Linked DNA regions of Homo sapiens: region 2 is linked to region 1. A link is an interaction called in ENCODE POLR2A ChIA-PET data of the cell type or tissue named here. Cell type or tissue: Panc1. All regions are shown on one strand.

Region 1 (5,000 bases):
GACACATAGAGAGGAAAATAGACATTTACAAGCCAGAGAGAGAGAGGCCTGAGAGAGATCCTTGCCTCATGGCCCTACTGACATCTTCATCTCGGACTTCCTGTCTCCAGAACTGTTTTGAGATGGAGTTTCGCTCTGTTGCCCAGGCTAGAGTGCAGTGGCATGATCTCGGCTCACTGCAACCTCCGCCTCCCGAGTTCAAGAGATTCTCCTGCATCAGCTTCCCAAGTAGCTGGGATTACAGGCACCCACCACCATGCCAGGCTTATTTTGTGTATTTTTAGTAGAGACGGGGTTTCACCATGTTGGCCAGGCTGGCTTCGAACTCCTGACCTCAAGTGATCTGCTGGGCCTTGGCCTCCCAATGTGCTAGGATTACAGGTGTGAGCCACCACACCCAGCCTGAGAAAATAAATTTCTGTTGTTTAAGCCACCCAGTCTGTGATTCTTTCTTATGGCAGCCCTAGCACACTAATAAACCATTCTCTGTGGAAAGTTCAGAAACTTCTATGCACATGTTCAAGATTTGCTGTTGTGTCTGTCATGTGTGTGTCTCAGAGTATAAACTCCTTTATTTAACACAGGGCTGCACCTACATAATTTATTCATTTGTCAAGCCATCTTGAGCAGCTATGTGCTCAATACTCTTGTTTGTTTGTTTGTAACACTGATTTATATTCCTCTCTCAAGGCTCACTTCTCATTTCGTCCTCTTTTGCATCTGGGCGATCCCCGAACTAGAGAAATAAAGTTTCTCCTGCTTCTAGAAACAATGGGTAGAAGCGCCTGTCTTGAAAACACAAAGAAGACTTCTTTCCAGCAGATAAATGAATAGAGGTTTCACCTTCCCACCAAAAACAGAAAATGAAAAAGCGGGTAAAAGTCACAACTCTAGTGTTACCTGTTTTTTCCCTGCCTTTGTGACTTTTCCCCTTTTCATTTTGTCTTTTAGGCAGAGGTAGCAGTAGAGTGCTGCAATGAGGAACATTAGAGCTCTAACTTAACCTTTCATGAACATCATTTATCTGCACAGTAGGGTCAAGCTCCTGGTCCCACTGTGGTTTTACTGGGCATCCCCAGTTTTCTAGTTCTACTTTTGCCACAAAAAATGCAGTAAATCTTTCCTAAAGTATACATCCGGCTATGCACAGTATACAATTAATTCAACTGCACCTGTAGCAGACCTTCCAGAAATCATTGACTATAATTTGTCAGGATTAACCTTTGATAAAACATAAATTTGTCCAAATCCAAAGCACTTTAAAGAGGTGTAGAGGTTCATTTTTATTACACCAATGCTGTTTCAGCAAGATGATGGAGGCAAAAAAAAATACTGATGCTGAGCACAGTGACTACTCTGTTGGACTGCATCTTTAGTGTCATAAACTTGCCATTTCAGCATGGGAAGAAGTGATTCACAACCAACTGCATCTTCCTTGGTTAGTCCTAGAAACGTCAAGCCCTGTAACTAAAAAGAGAAAAAGAGACCCTTACAGGTCCACACACTCAGTACTCAGTATTATAGTGACAAATGAGGAGTCTGTGTTGCAGCATTTTAAAATGTTTATAGACAGGACGGGCACAGTGGTTCACACCTATAATCCCAGGACTTTCTAAGGCTGAGGTGGGCAGATCACTTGAGGCCAGGAGTTCGAAAACAGCCTGGCCAACATGGTGAAACCTTATCTCTACTAAAAGTACAAAAAAATTTAGTCAGGCATGGCAGCGGGTGCCTGTAATTCCAGCTACTCGGGAGGCTGAGGCAGGAGAATCACTTGAACCCAGGAGGCGGAGGTTGCAGTGAGCCGAGATTGTGCCACCGCACTCTAGTGTGGGCGAAAAGAGCGAGACTCCATCTCAAAAAAAAAAAAAAAAAAAGGCTTGGCGCGGTGGCTCACGCCCATAATCCCAACACTTTGGGAGGTCGAGGTGGGTGGATCACGAGGTCAGGAGTTCGAGACCAGCCTGGCCAGCATGGTGAATCCCTATCTCTACTAAAAATACAAAAAATGTAAAAATAATTTTTAATTTTTAAAAATACAAAATACAAAAAATTAGCCAGGCATGGTGGCGCACGCCTGTAATCTCAGCTACTCAGAAGCCTGAGGCAGGAGAATTGCTTGAACCCGGGAGTCAGAGGTTGCAGTGAGCTGAGATGGTGCCACTGCACTCCAGCCTGGGCAGCAGGGCGAGACTCCATCTCAAAAAAAACAAAAAAAAAGAGGGACCCTCAGTTCCAGAAATTGCCTACCCCTTCCCTGGAAAACTCATGGATAATCTACCCCTCATTTAGCATATAATCAAGAAGTAACAATAAAAATGGGCAACCAGCAGCCCTCGGGGCTGCTCTGCCTATAGAGTAGCCATTCGTTATTCCTTTGCTTGGTTTTTTTTTTGTTTTTTTGAGACAGAGTCTGCTCTGTCATCCAGGTTGGAGTGCAGTGACATGGTCTCAGCTCATTGCAACCTCTGCCTCTTGGCTTCAAGCAATTCTCGTGCCTCAGCCTCCCAAGTAGGTGGGATTACAGGCATGTGCCACCACGCCCGGCTGATTTTTGTATTTTTAGTAGGGACGGGGTTTCACCATGTTGGCCAGGCTGGTCTCGAACTCCTGACCTCAAGTGATCTGCCCACTTCGGCCTCCCAAAGTGCTGGGATTACAGAAATGAACCACCACACCCAGCTGTATTCCTTTACCTTTTTTTTTCTTTTTTTTTTTTGAGACAGAGTTTCACTCTTGTTGCCCAGGCTGGAGGGCAGTGACAAGATCTTGGCTCACTGCAACCTCTGCCCCCTGGGTTCAAGTGATTCTCCTGCCTCAGCCTCCTGAATAGCTGGGATTACAGGCGTGCGCCACCACACTTGGCTAATTTTTCTTATTTTTAGTAGACACGGGATTTCATCATGTTTGCCAGGCTGGTCTCGAACTCCTGACCTCAGGTGATCCGCCTGCCTCGGCCTCCCAAAGTGCTAGGATTACAGGCGTGAGCCACCATGCCCAGCTAATTTTGTATTTTTAGTAGAGACGGAGTTTCACCATGTTGGCCAGGCTGGTCTTGAACTCCTGACCTCAGGTGATTTGCCAGCCTCAGCCTCCCAAAGTGTTGGGATTACAGGTGTGAGCCACCGGCCCGGTTCCTTTACTTTCTTAATAAACTTGCTTTCACTTTACTCTATGGATTCACCTCAAATTCTTTCTTGTGAGAGATCCAACAACCCCCTCTTGGGGTCTAGAATGGGACCCTTTTCTGGTAACATAGGAAAACCTAATAATTCATGGAGTGTTTACACTGCATGCAGTGGTGGCTACAAAAACCTTAGCCTATCAAAATACACATAACATTTGTAAGACATCCTATTGCAAGTCTCTGGCACTCAAAAATGTTGGTGTCTGACCAATTCTTCATGATAAAACGTAGAACCCAGCCTTCCGGGGATATTCCAATTTTGCTAATTTGAAATATTCCTTAAAACTGATTCTACTTTCCCTTGGATGATCATTCAAATCACAAAGGCAAGTAAGGGCACTGTCTACAAGGCTCTATCACAAGCCCTTGGGCAAGTCACTCAGCTTTGCTGGGAAGAACCACCCTCCCCACTCTCAAGATCCAAGAACCATTTCTGGAATGAACCAACTCTGAGGGAGTCAAGCCCACATTAACATCAATGGAAATGCTTTTACAGCTCACAGCCAGTAAGTAAATTGGCCCTTTTTCATTACAAAGAAAGGTATTAGAAATTCTGTGTTAAATAACTGTGTCCAGCCTACCCCCAGGTCTTTCCAACGGAGCTTTTAAGAGCAAGCAAATAAAGTTTTATTGGTTCAATAAAGTCTGCTGCCCAGCGGTCTATAGTCACACTATTATTGAGAATGAAACCCTGTTAACTTATTAAATAAACCAGGTATCTCTAAGCTAAAAAAAAGTTGATATTAACCATCGTCATCATTTAGTATAAAAATTGAATCTCAAATCCATGATCAGAAAACCAAAAAAAAACCCTCTAGAAAAGTAATTAAGATACAGTTCTTCATTAGTCATGAAAGAAATGATCTTATCCCAGAATTTTCCACTAACCCATCAGTGGAACAATATTTCATGTAATAAATATTTCCTCGGTTTGCAAATATTAACTAGGCCTGCCTCTTGGCTTTTTTGACAATGAAAGATCTTTACCAAATGATTAACAGAGCTCAAGCCCAAGGAGGAAAATTATTCTATTCCCAAGCACTGTCACATCAAAGCTGAAACCAAGGTTTAAAAAGCGCAATCGGCTGGGCACGGTGGCTCACGCCTGTAATCCCAGCACTTTGGGAGGCCGAGGCAGGTGGATTACGAGGTCAGGAGATCAAGATCATCCTGGCCAACATGATAAAACCCTGTCTCTACTAAAAATACAAAAATTAGCTGGGCTTTGTGGCGCGCACCTGTAGTCCCAGCTACTCCGGAGACTGAGGCAGGACAATCACTTGAACCCGGGAGGTGGAGGTTGCAGTGAGTCATGATCATGCCACTGTACTCCAGCCTGGTGACAGAGCAAGACTCCGTCTCAAAAAAAAAAGCACAATCACAAGATGAAGAAGCGAGTCACACCTATTAGGTTTCTTTACACACAAAATAAATGAAAAACCAGATGTGTATGTAAATACAGAAAAGCAAATATTTCTATTTTCAGGCTCATATTTCTATTTTGAAAGCAAATATTACTATTTCCAGCTCTTTTCTTTTCCTTCTTTTTCCCCTAAATAAACTATACGTACTTCATTTTTTAAAAACTGGCCGTCATACTTGTAGCTTTGTAACGGCTTCCTGATTCACAGGAACCCTACAGAGTTCTTGTTTCCATAGAAGGGAAAATATGCACCCATCCAATCCATCCTTTTCAATACCACAGGAAGAAAAACTTGTTCTAGAAGTTCTGCAGAGATGGTTCCCTTCTCATGAGCATTCTACACAGGAGAAAGTGCACTGCAAAATCAGACTCGGAATATATTCTCTCTCA
Region 2 (5,000 bases), 350 kb before region 1:
ACAATTGAAACTAGTTATTTAGGATTCCCAGAAAGGATTAAAAAAAAAAACTCATTTGTTTATCCTTGCAGGTCAGTTAGGTTAATAACCTCAATTGACCACCATGAATGAAAAAAGTTAAGGAAGAAGAAAACAAATATGGATTTTGCATTTATTGTTTTTGTCTTACCAATTGCAATTTGGGGGCCTTGAGGCAATTGTAGCTGATGGAGGTTAAACAAGGCAGATTGTTGGTTTACGGCCCATTCTTGGCAATTTGGAAGTAAACGATAACCAATATTTACTCAGGCTGCTAGTTATATATGCTTCCTCCTCCTCTCTATCAGATGACACAAAGTAGTGAGCACCACATGGAGAGTGCCCCAAAATTTACAAATCGTCACATATATCGTATCTCATCTAATACAACAACCAACAAGACTAAAGTGTTCTTTCATCATGTGACAAATGATAAAGGGAGAACTCAGGGAGTTACAAAAATTTCCCAGTGCTCACCAGGTAACTGGAAGAGGCTGGATTGTAACGCAGAGTTTCTGACACCAAGTGCCCTGAGCCACGTGTACTCATTTAATATCTTATCTCTCATTCTCCTTTCCTTTGCTCACATGTAAAGAGCTGAGCAGAAGAGGTTTTTGAATGTTGGGTTTTAGGAGGATTTGTGGATTTCAACTCTCCGTGTTCTTCCTATGCCCAGATTATTATCAATAACATAGAGTTGGCATTATATGATCTTTTGGGTCTCTGGAGAGAAAAACCAATAAGGAAATAAATAACCAATTTATTTCCAACAAATTGGTTGGAAATAAAACAAATATAGGCTTAGCATACATTTGGCAGGGTTGGGGAGGGGGTGGTGGGCAAGGAAAGTCTAATAGTCTTCTCTTTCTTGGTTCTGGAGCTAAGAGTATCAAATCTCCAGTGGGAAAGTCAAACCTACTTTCCAGTCAAATAATGAAGCCTTCCATGTTAACCCCTACACAAGAGGTGCAAAGAGAATGTATACAGGGATCCTTTTATGGATGTTCTGGAAAGACAACACCTGTTCTTTGGGCCCTAGTGCCTTTGGTTACACCCAGGTTTTAAGGGGATGAATATAAATCATTTTGGAAGATTAAAAGAAACCCAAAAATTATAATATTCTTTTGCCTCCCAAGAGAAACAATCTTCAGATAATTGGGATTTGATGAGAGTGGTGGAGCTATGCAAATCTTATGCCATTATGAGCATGCAATAATTCAGACTGTTAAAATTACGAAGCAATCCCTTTGCTGTGTGATTCAGAAGGCTCGGCTCCCTACCTTCAGATTAAAATGAAGACTGAAAGACTAAACTTCAACTATGTCTGAATGTCTGTGGGCTGTTTTCCCCACAACTAACAACATTATTTAAACTCCCAACTTTTAAACTGCTAAAACCATGGAAACATTAATAATGGCCCTCCTTCATTAAACCTCAACTTCCCCTCCCACTTGTACTTTTGACCAATTTATTCACTTCAAAGCAAGCAACAGCATCCTGTTCAGTTACTCAGTAGGACCTCTGTACCTTCACCCAACACCTTACACCAAAAGAACACCAAAACCCACAAAAAAAGTCATGATCTCTACACTCCTCCTAGTCTATTGAAGGCAATTATGTAACCTCAAAGTTTTTGCTTTTATTTTTTATTTTTTCAGTTGCCATGGGAAAGACTGTTTGGGCAGCTCCATCTGCACAGGGTAATTACTGGCCTCCCAAAACGCACTCACTCTCACACACACACACACACACATACACACACACACACACACACACACAAAACCTGCAATGATATAAAGAAAAGGTAAACATAATTTTAAACATTTTCAAAGAGGCCAAGAAGGCATTAAACAATCAATATATTACTTTGCTACTGGCAGAAATAAACAAAACAGCCATTTACTGTCAAGAAAACAGCATTTTCAGAGCTGAAGTAGTAATAATAGCAATTAATATTTCCTCAGAATTTAATATTTGTCAGGTACTGTGGACTAAGTATTTTACACAGATTATCTTAATAATCTCCATAAATATAAATCTACAATTCCCATTTTTACAGAAAATAAATGAGGTTAAGAGAGGCTGAGTCACTTGCACAGGGCTGATTAGTAGTGGAGCCAGGATTCAAACCCAAAGCCCACAGTCTTGGTGCTCTCACTGTGCCTCATGGTGCCTGCCTGCCCACAGCCTGTGTTATCATCACAGCTCGCTTCTGGTCTGGTCTAATGACCTGTTGAAGGAACTCAAATGATCACTCATCTCATCTACTGAAACTAAGAATAATTCAAAATATTTTGGGGTGTCAAAATGCATATGGCCAGCCTGAGCTGAGAACCTGTCTCTACAAAAAAAATAGATTTAAAAAATTAGCCAGGCACAGTATTGCATGCCTGTAGTCCCAGCTACTCAAGAAACTGAAGTGGGAGGATCACTTGAGCAGCTGGGAGATCAAGGCTGCAGTGAGCCATGATTGCACTGCTGTACTTCAGCATTCCAACGTGGGCGACAGAAAGAGACCCTGTCTTAAAAAAAAAAAAAAAGAAAAAAAATGCATTTGACCACAGGCTGCACCAGTAACAATGATCTTATTTCAGTATCTACGGTACAATATAAGTATGCATATGTGACATTCAAATACTGTGGCCTTTTCCATTTTCTTAATCAGTTTCAATTTCTCAGTGTTAACTCCTTAATTTAACACTTATCGATAAAAATGCTATCTGCTAATGTGTATTGTAACATTAATTTTGAGTTTTAGGAGATTTGTGAGTGTGGGGTAAGGAGAAGAGCTATTCAGCTCTCATCTATTTTATTTTATTTTATTTTATTTTATTTTATTTTATTATTCCCAAGAGAAGAAATATTTTTACTTTGGCTTCTTCATGAATTTAGGTAATTACTGAGATTCTTGCCATCTTTATATGCTGGATTTGATTCCCTGTGGTGGAAAATGCATACAGTTCCCAAAGAAATCTATGTTAATAGTATAGAGTTCAAATATTAAAAGAGATTAAGTGGTATCAGAAGCAAAGCCTTGGACCAGGCCACCAATCTCAATGGGTAGATCATTTAACAAGCCAACACATGCTAATAGAATCTTCTAAAGGGCTGGACACCTCTCACAAGGTCCCCCTACCCACCTTGACTCTGTTTATCAAGGGAGGAATCCCGACAGCATGGAGCCCCCAGGCCTCCCCTCCTCCATCAGCACAGCATGCCCGCAGTCACAAGCTGCCTGCGAGTTTGGTAAGACTCTGGCTCCAATCCCTTGGCCTCATCTGACCCGTCTTTCTGCCGTATCACTTATCTCCTGGAAAGGAACATGTTTCCAAGCTTCTTCCACATCAGCAGTAGGAAAGGAATTTGCAGTCTTTGAGTATTAAGTGACCTGGGTAGAAAAAAGTCTTAGAAGGGAGGTGAGACGGAGGGGTGGGGAAGTACAATGAGATACTTTTACTTTGCCAAATTCCCATCCCTTTTTGGCCGTAGGCAATGCCAGAAGAGAAAGCCAAAAGGAGGTAGGAGGGTAAGTGGAAACAGCTCCTCCTCTTCCCTTGCACTTCCTGGCTGGATATCTGTAAACATCTCTCTACCACCCTTCCCCAAGCAGGGAGCCTGGATATACACACACTTGCCTAACTGCTGGAGCCACACCATCCACATTAGCTACCTCTCTAAATCCCTGAGAAGCAGGTCAGGCACAGTGGCCAGGGTGGGGACAAGGTGGATCCACAGAAGGCCACCTGATGACCTTTCCATTAACAACCAGAGCTCTTGGTGCTGCCTCCCAGAGATGAGTAGGGGAGGTGTCTAGACAAAGAAGAAAATAAAAATGTTTTCTTCCTTCCCTTCCCTCAGTCATACTTTACATCTTCCTCTGGGCACTGCAGTAAAAAGAAGCAAGGAGGTGCACCTGGCCGGAGAGCAATCTCCAGGAAGCTAGATGAGCCATCCTGTGTGTGGGAATGAAAGGCAGACCAGAACAGAAAGCAGTGAGGTTGTGATTCCAAAATCCCAGCTCCCAAACCTGTGGCCAGAGCAGAGCCTGTAATTAAATGTGAACTTGCCAGTGGCTCTCTTAATACATGAGGCAAAAAGTTAATGTCTGATGGACTGGGGCCCATGCCAAACTCCAGCTCAGTTGCCTCCCCACAGGGGACTAGTTCAAAGAAATGAGATCTAGTGGTAGTGAACAAGCCAAGTAAGTTGCAGGGAGGCCCCAGCTCACAGGTCTGCCTTTGGACCCCCTCCTCTGGGCTTCCCTAATACTCTATGCACAGCTCCTCCCCAGGTACTCACAGCCATCATTCATCCTTTATTGATCTGTCCTGTCCATGAAGCAAAGTGGAGGGCTGCCCTTTTCTGGACTTTACGTGCTTGGTACCAAATACACTAGGTCTGCACTGTCTAATACAGTGGTCACTAGACACATGTGGCTCTTGAGTCCTTGAAATGTGATCAGTCCAAACTGAGATGTATCTCAAGTTTAAAACAGTGGATTTCACAGACTTACTATGAAAAATACAGTTAAATAGCTCATTAATTTTTATATTAATTAAATATTGAAATAATATTTTGGATATATTAGGTTAAATAAAGTGTGTTATTAAAATCAATTTCACCTAATTCTCTTCATTTTTTTTTTTTTAGCATGGCTACACATGTGGCTTATATTATATGTCTATTAGACAGTATTGTTCTGGGTATTCCATGAGGGAGGGAGGGAGGAAGGAAGGAAGCAAGGAAGGAAGAAGGAGGGGGAAGGAGAGGGAGGGAGGAAGGGAGGGGGGCGGGCAGGTGGGCAGGCAAGAGAGAGAAAGAGAGTGGGGAGAGGGATGAAGAAGGAACACCAAGAGAAAGAGAAAGTTGACTGGAGATCAGTATAAATGCTTTTAAATCAACATATAACAGAAATGGTTTTAAAGAAGTGAGGTTATTTTCAGAAATAATTTTTGTATCTGGAACTACATTTCATTCTGAAT

Evidence for each region. ChIA-PET counts read pairs that join two places held together with the same protein. Peaks named below come from ENCODE experiments on the same cell type or tissue, not always from the same donor. Only the 100,000 strongest peaks of a DNase experiment are listed, where the experiment ranks them.
Region 2: POLR2A ChIA-PET joins it to region 1 with 7 read pairs; 2 of 35 experiments call an interaction of 5 or more read pairs at or near these places.

What each region holds. Positions count from the first base shown.
Region 1 is chr6:21,693,026-21,698,025 of GRCh38, reverse strand. All of the region lies in intron 2 of CASC15 (cancer susceptibility 15), which reads right to left. Among named protein-coding and RNA genes, the nearest start is that of CASC15, 29 kb to the right of the region's middle. In Panc1, no CTCF peak of the experiment used is centred here; no DNase peak of the experiment used is centred here; H3K27ac peaks cover 835 bases.
Region 2 is chr6:22,042,053-22,047,052 of GRCh38, reverse strand. All of the region lies in intron 7 of CASC15 (cancer susceptibility 15), which reads right to left. Among named protein-coding and RNA genes, the nearest start is that of NBAT1, 100 kb to the left of the region's middle. In Panc1, no CTCF peak of the experiment used is centred here; no DNase peak of the experiment used is centred here; H3K27ac peaks cover 1,010 bases.